2 separate regions of the Mus musculus genome follow, and region 2 is linked to region 1. Evidence: chromatin contacts called from ENCODE POLR2A ChIA-PET data. All regions are on one chromosome and are shown on one strand. The core of a region is the stretch at or near the end of the contact, and the rest is flanking DNA. Distances in the headings are between cores, read along the strand shown.

Region 1 (3,357 bases), core at 601-3,100:
AGCCTCAAGAGGAATGAATATCTAACCTAGCCGAGCTTGTGCCATATACTCTTTCCAAATTTCATGCATTCACTAAGGTAGACAAGTCTGGAAAATGCATCCATTCAACACAGCCTAGCACCTCCAAGGTGACTGGACCTCAGACTACCAAACTTACAGCATGAAAGTAAATTTGGGAAACACGGCCACACCAACCAACCTCAAGATGATAACCCAACAAAGTGAGGCTTGAATATCAGCCAGTGATCCTTACAGGTTATCACACACACACACACACATAACCTGCAAACAGCTTATTAAATTTTCACAATAAAACCCACCTTTGCTTCTTGCTATCCCCATCCCCCAAAATGCCACAGAACAAGTGTCGTGGGTCCAGGGCTAGAATCACTTTGGGGTTATATCATATGTTCTGGCATGGCATAGCTTCTAATTCCTTGCAAATCATCACTCATAAAGATCATAACCTGCTGAGTTGAAATGAAAAAGCACTCCTATCATCTTCAAAAGGTGTGCCCTTGGTTCTAGCTGGTGGTGACTCTATATCCCAGGGCCTTTAAGGTAAAAGTGGATGTGCTCTTGACCTATCCTACTCATAATCCACAGGCACAAACCCTAAACCAGCTTACACAGGTACTATATACATAGTACAGAATCTTCCCAAGTCCTTTTAGAAAAAGTTTTGTGATCAAGTATATTTGAGTAATGTCAGATTAAACAGATTTTTTTTCCTCCAGTAGGACTTTCAGGGATAATATAAAATAAATAAACATCATTTCTCAAAGTAAGTTCATAAAATTCTTTCACCCTAGATCATTCTGCAGTATTGCTATCTTTTAGAAGATACCTTGAGAAAAGCTCATCTTGGGCACACTTCACAGAAACCTACATATGGCTTAGAGAGTACACATCAAAATCGAGCACTGTAGAATACACCTTTAATCCCAGCACTAGGGAGGCAGGGGCAGATCTCTGAGTTCAAGTTCAGTGAGCTCCATGATAGCCAAGACTATATAGAGACCCTGTGTCAAAAACACAAACAAAAAAAGTACACATCTATTTATATACTGATGTCCTGAAATTTTATAATTTCCCAAGCCAAATTAAATCAAGCCATTTCAGGATGAGAGAATAGCTCCATAGTTAAAAGCACATACTGCTCTTTCAGAGGACCCAAGTTTGGTTCCTAGAACCCAAGTCCTGAGACTCAAAACTGCCTATAACTCTTACAGGAGGGGATCTGACACCCTGTTTTGACCCCATTGGAACCTGCACTCATGTGGCATATACAGACATATACACATGAATAAAAATGAATTAATCTTAAATCAAGGCACTCAATAAAGATCCAAGTTAGTGAGAACTTAAAAAAAAAAAAAAAAAAAAAAAAAGTGTCCTTGAGCCTAGAAGTCTTTGCCCATGCCCAAAAGAACTAAATCTCCCAGGCTCACTGAGACACTAGCAAAGGCCAGGAAGGCTTCCACCTCACTTCCCTGAATGACCCTGTGAGAATGGAGCTAACAGAAGGGCTTTTAGACTCCCAGCTGTAAAATCTAGCACAGTTAAAAAGATAAGGTTCAACTGTAATCCAACACAGCTAAAAAATAAGGAATAATAATTAAAGACTTGGGAGTGCTTTTTGTTGTTGTTGTTGTTTTCTTTTCTTCTGTTTTCTAAGGGGAAAAAAGGAGTAGGCAAAGGAAAGTAACATCCAATGGAGCTGACACTGTGAGAAGCAGGATAAGAAAACCCAGTTAAACACTCCGAGGAAAACCCTGCCTGCACTGGCCTGGTTCATTCTGCACCTCTTGCCCTAAATAAAAAAGCTGACACGTGCTTCAGTTCTGGCTAGAACAAGCACTGTTTCTGGAACAGCTCCACCTTGGTTACGTGTTTCTACTTTAAACATTCCACAGTTGCTGAAGGCCTCCCAGGAGCATCTGCTCCTGTTTCTCCTGCAGAAAAGTGTTTGTTTAGTTTGATTACAACTTTGAAGAGGGAGAGAAATTCTGGCTCAGAGAATTTAATGGCGGGCCCTTCTCTTACATAATTTGTAAACAAACAGAGTTTATCCCAGTGTGGCTCATTTGGCTCACTAGCTGTATTAAAAGAAAAAAAGAAAAAAGAAAAAAAAAATCCTCATTCAATTTGGAGAAGCCACAATAACACCCATCAATAGCCAGAAAAATGTCCAAACCAACCTATCACTCTATTGCCTAATACTAAGGCTAGGGGTGGGACATGCTTACAAGCTCTCTGCTAAAACCGAGGTCTGCCCATTGACATCCCCAGACTGAAGGGTGAGGAGCAGAACTTGAAAGATGCCTGATCAACTGTTCTCCAGAAGTCACCACACTCTCCTGGTCTACTTTCAAAACCTCAGAAAATAAGTTGAGCCAAGGTCAAATGCCATACAACAGCAATTTTCTCCCAAGGTGCTGTGAGTGGCTAAGTGTACAAGCAGAAAACAATTTGTCATAAATAATCCTAAAAGCCAAAGCTGTTGTATTTATCTTTAATAAAGTGAATTTAAGACTGTCAAAAGAACGTGACTCCCTGACATTCCAAATTATTTTCTTCATAGGAGTAACTGCTAGAACAGCCCCTGCATACTGCTGCTGTAGAGCATGGGCAGGAGGGAGGTCAAGCCATCAAAACTCTAGCAGTAAACATGGATGCCATCTGTGTTCTGCCTGAGGGGCTCACCTCTGCCTGGTTGTATTCATAGTCATCCTTAACTTCTAAGCTATGTGTCCTCCCTCTCTAGTTAGGTGCTCTTTCCCACTTAGATGAAATCCAGCTACAGGTCTCAGATTCCTGGCAGGACTCTGACTTGAGGCCACATGCCCCAAGTTCACATGCCTGCCAGTCTACAGATGGCAGGACTGAGGATCAGGAGAGAAGAGCTGGTTCCCCCTTAGGTCTCATTTCACTGTTATGATTCTGGCCATTCCTCACATGGTCTTTCCTTTCTCCTGCTTTGCCTTGAGCTTATCTACACCAGATGACTCTGATATACACAGCAAAAATAAGCCCCTACTCAGTGCCAACCCAGCCTGGATCTCAGCAAAAGAAGTGGGGTATCAGGGCAAATCCAAGAACAGGCCTTCCTTAAATGGGGCATAGCCCAGGACCATCCTCTGGTTTCTAGACACTCTTGGCCTTAGGCATGTAGCACTCAGCCTTTGTAAGTAACACTGCAACCATCTAAAGTTCCTGTCTTTTCCAATGACCAATTAGCCTACCTCAGAAGATCCCCAACAAGAGACCAACCATGCCGTGAGCACTATTCAGAAAACCCAAGCTCTACATCCTTGAACCTTCTTTAAGAAAGAGGTCACTAGGGTTGGGGCTCAG
Region 2 (3,660 bases), core at 778-3,277, 120 kb before region 1:
GACTTCCCTTGCTAACTGCTTCCAAACTCAACAGCCTGCTCCCTTTTACCATGTCCTCCTATTGGTTCTGATTGTCCTTCCCACTGCAGGATGTAGCATGCAGCACCTCTAGAGCTCAGCTTTACCTCACTTAACTTGCCCTTCATGGCATTTTCTAACACTTGCACCCAGCTCCATATTGCAGCACCAATCTTCAAAAGCTTCCCACACAAGAGGGCAGCCTGGCCACCAGACTTCTTTACAGTACCCTGCTGCGCTCACACAGCATCAGTTTCACTCGGTAGTAAGCACCATACTTGGGCTTTCCTGCTCCCAACACTGACTACAGCCAACTCCTAACCAATGGGAATCCTGTGGATCCTCCAACTCTTCAATTAGGATCCGTCTGTTTAGCTATGTCTTTTTGGTACTCTGCAATCTGCAGCCTTTAGTCTTCACACTTCAGACTTCAAGACCTGCCTTCTTATCTGCACCATCTTCTGTTGTACTGCTAAGGAGGCTTTTGACTTCTAAGGCACACATGTTGTTTCTGGCCAGTCTTAAACTCCAGTGGCTCTGCCTGTGGCTCTTAGGCCCTGGACTTTGTACACACACATCTCTGGATTTCAAAGCTCTCAAAAAAAAAAAAAAATTCCTGTACATTTAAAGTGTGTGCTGTGTCCCTTCTCTCTCTGGAGGAAAGTGAACTTTCCATAGAATTCCAATGAGGAAAAGCTAGCCAGATGACTACCCTTGGATATGTGCCCTTGGCCTTCCTCTGGCCTAGAGGACTGATGGAATCTATCCTACCACTTGCAAGAGAGAACAAGGCACAGGACCTGTTGAGACACAGAGCACGGCTCTCTAGGAGTACTGGCTGCAGAAACCACAGCGTCACAATTTTTAAACACCAACATGAGAGACACCATTCTTTTCTGCAGTCTACAGACTTGCAGAGTGGCAGTAACAAGCTTCTGTTGTTGTATGGGGTCCTGTGCCTACTGCCAGTGAGGTCATGTAGGGGAAAGTGGTGGTGGTTGTGGTAGGGGCAGGTCATACCAATGGAGGTCAACCAGTGGACCTGACCATACCTACCACCACCACCAGCTCTCTCTTGGTGGGGTTTCCTGGTCTAAGCAGCCCACTCACTGGGTCCTTGTGTACCCCTTCTCTCTGGAGGTCACTAAATGGACTTTAAACCTTCACTCCTTACTTTCTCCTTCCTTCACTGCCTCTAGGCAGTGACCACCCAGGCACCAGGCTCTTGCGTATTCTGCACAGCCCTGTGCCCTAAAGTGTGAGTCATACTAGGCAAAGGGGCTCAAAGACACTCACCAAGGGCCCTGTTTTCCGACAGAAACTTTTCATTACATAGGAAATGAGGTCACACACTAGGGCACACAGGGAACCAGTGAGAAAAACTTGGTGCCAAGAAACAAGGTGGGGGTGGTGGTGGTGATGGTAATGTTAAAAAAAATGGGGAAACCTGACACAAGCCACCAGGAGAGATCACCTGTGCTCTAGAGTAATTTGTACTAGGCACACACAGAATTAAAAACAAACAAAAACCAGTCCTGATTTCCTCTAAAAGTACATATAGCATATCTGATTTTACCAAGTCACATTTGGAAGGCACTTTGTTGGCTTATTGCAGGCTTTAGAGACCCCAATTCAAAAGAAGACCACCACAGAAAGAGGACCAGAGGATGGGGTTGCAGATAGGGTTACTTCCTCTAGGGTGGGAGGTGAGGGCAGTGACATAGTGTTGCCCGCTCCACTGACTTGGCTCCTCATTCCAGGGCTTGGCTGCAGCCTGGCCTGACCTTCCAGGTTTCCCTGGCAAGTGATCAAAGCTCTGAAGCCACAAACACAGTTCAGAATTCAGAGGCCCTGCGGCCAACCCCCCCCCCCCAAGTCACCCCTCTCAGTCCCCTCCCCCATGACTGCCTTTCTGCCAGCTCCCATCCGGCTGCACTGAGAAAGGGCTCTCCCACCAGCTGTACTCCTACCCACCACAAGATACTTCTTGCCATAATTAAAGTCATTAAGTCTCCAAAGGCTCCCATGGGCTTCAAGTTCTAAGTTCCCGAGAGTGAGTGAGTGAGCGAGCGAGGGAGCGGATGAAGGATTTTTAAGTCCTAGTTAAGATTATGCTGATCTATTCAGGAGACATGTAGCAGCGAGAATCCAGCGGTTAAGTTAATGGTTAAGGCTGCCTAAGTTTAAACAGTGTTATTTATTCTCAAAATATGCAGCAGCCTCCACTTAATTCCTACTAATTAAAGGAACCAACAGAAGAGGCTGGAGTCTGTAGTCATGTACGGCGCCGATGTACAGGTTGTGAGTCTTTTCACAATCAGAAACTACTGGGTGTTAAACGGAAATGCATTTCCTTAGATCTTAATCTCAAACACAGACTTTTAGATCAGTTCCAAGAAACACAATGGTCCCCTTTGTTTTGACACCTGACAAGGAGCACCAAAAACTCAAAGAGAGCCTGTGCACACCCTCCTGTTCCATCCATCCTTCTGAGTAAATGAAGGATGTTATGGAAAAATGGCTGTAGAGCTGTCTATGCCTGAAAGAGAAACTTGTAGAGGACTTGGAAGCTGTTACCTTGCCTTGGGAGGTTCTCAAAGTCCCATTTCAGGCCAGATCTTATTAGGTCTGTAACTGGAAACTTCAAAAAAGGACCACTGCCTTCTGTACATGTGGCAACTAATTAATATAAACAAGTGTTAATTAGGTGGCAGAACCAGACTTAACAACCTTGCCTGCAAAGTCTGAGCACCTCAGCGGCCCTCTGGAGAATCAGGGTAGGTTCTTGCAGCAAGGGGCTTTGTTCTTAAGATTGGCCTACTGAGAGAGAAACTGGGGGACTGAAAAATAAAAATAAACTAAAAATCACTGCCTGGTGAGGTGTCTCAGTGAGTAAGGACATCTGCCATCAAGTTTGATAGTTTAGTTTGATCCCTATGTTCTGATGCTGATGGACTAGTAGGAATCTGGATCTAATTAAGCAGAACCCAGCAATACTTGCGATGAAGGAAAAGAAATTACAATACTCTTGAATCAGGTGGTAAACAGATTTAAAAGCAAATTCAAAACAGAAATATTCTGACTATACAACTTTAACACTAAGCACAAAATATCCTAGACTATACTGAGGAATATACACTATTCCTCAGTTCCTCATTAGAGTGTGCTCACAGTTCACCTGCCACTTGGAAGGGGCTTACACACATGCAGGTGGCCTCTCAGTCTTCAAACACCAAGTTCCCTTCACCTTGCTTAGAGACCTATGTTGCCATAGTCATCTGTCCCTAGGAGGATAGGAAGCTATAGGAAGGACTGGGAACTAGCACAGGGCCATCTTGGGTGTGGATTAAGGGGATGATAAGCTAGGTCTTCTGCTAACACCACACATCTTGTCATCAGCAACAGTGACTGGAAGCATGAAACTTCAGAAGGGAAAGTAAAATACTCATTAATGTTTGAGGTGAGACACTCAGTGCTTCCAAATGTGCGCAACTGCAAGGCTAGGGCAGCTGGCTCCACTACAGAGCCAGAAGCTTGTAAGTTATATATCTTGTCTATGAATTAGAGGGTTGACATTTAACCTAAACCTCTCCCAATCCCATCCCATCCCATCCCATCTCCCATCCCATCCCATCTCCCATC

The links. ChIA-PET counts read pairs that join two places held with the same protein, here RNA polymerase II (POLR2A).
Region 2: POLR2A ChIA-PET joins it to region 1 with 19 read pairs in Patski. The contact joins two enhancer-like sites. POLR2A ChIA-PET finds 5 or more read pairs at or near these places in 2 of 5 experiments (Patski and embryonic stem cell).

What each region holds. Positions count from the first base shown.
Region 1 is chr11:5,420,200-5,423,556 of GRCm38, forward strand. All of the region lies in intron 1 of Znrf3 (zinc and ring finger 3), which reads right to left. Among named protein-coding and RNA genes, the nearest start is that of Znrf3, 23 kb to the right of the region's middle. Within about 2 kb of position 1,851, at least 2 of the 3 ENCODE cell types and tissues checked have a DNase peak (open chromatin) inside an H3K27ac peak, as active enhancers do.
Region 2 is chr11:5,295,464-5,299,123 of GRCm38, forward strand. The region is part of intron 2 of Znrf3 (zinc and ring finger 3); the gene reads right to left. Among named protein-coding and RNA genes, the nearest start is that of Kremen1, 36 kb to the left of the region's middle. Within about 2 kb of position 2,028, at least 1 of the 3 ENCODE cell types and tissues checked has a DNase peak (open chromatin) inside an H3K27ac peak, as active enhancers do.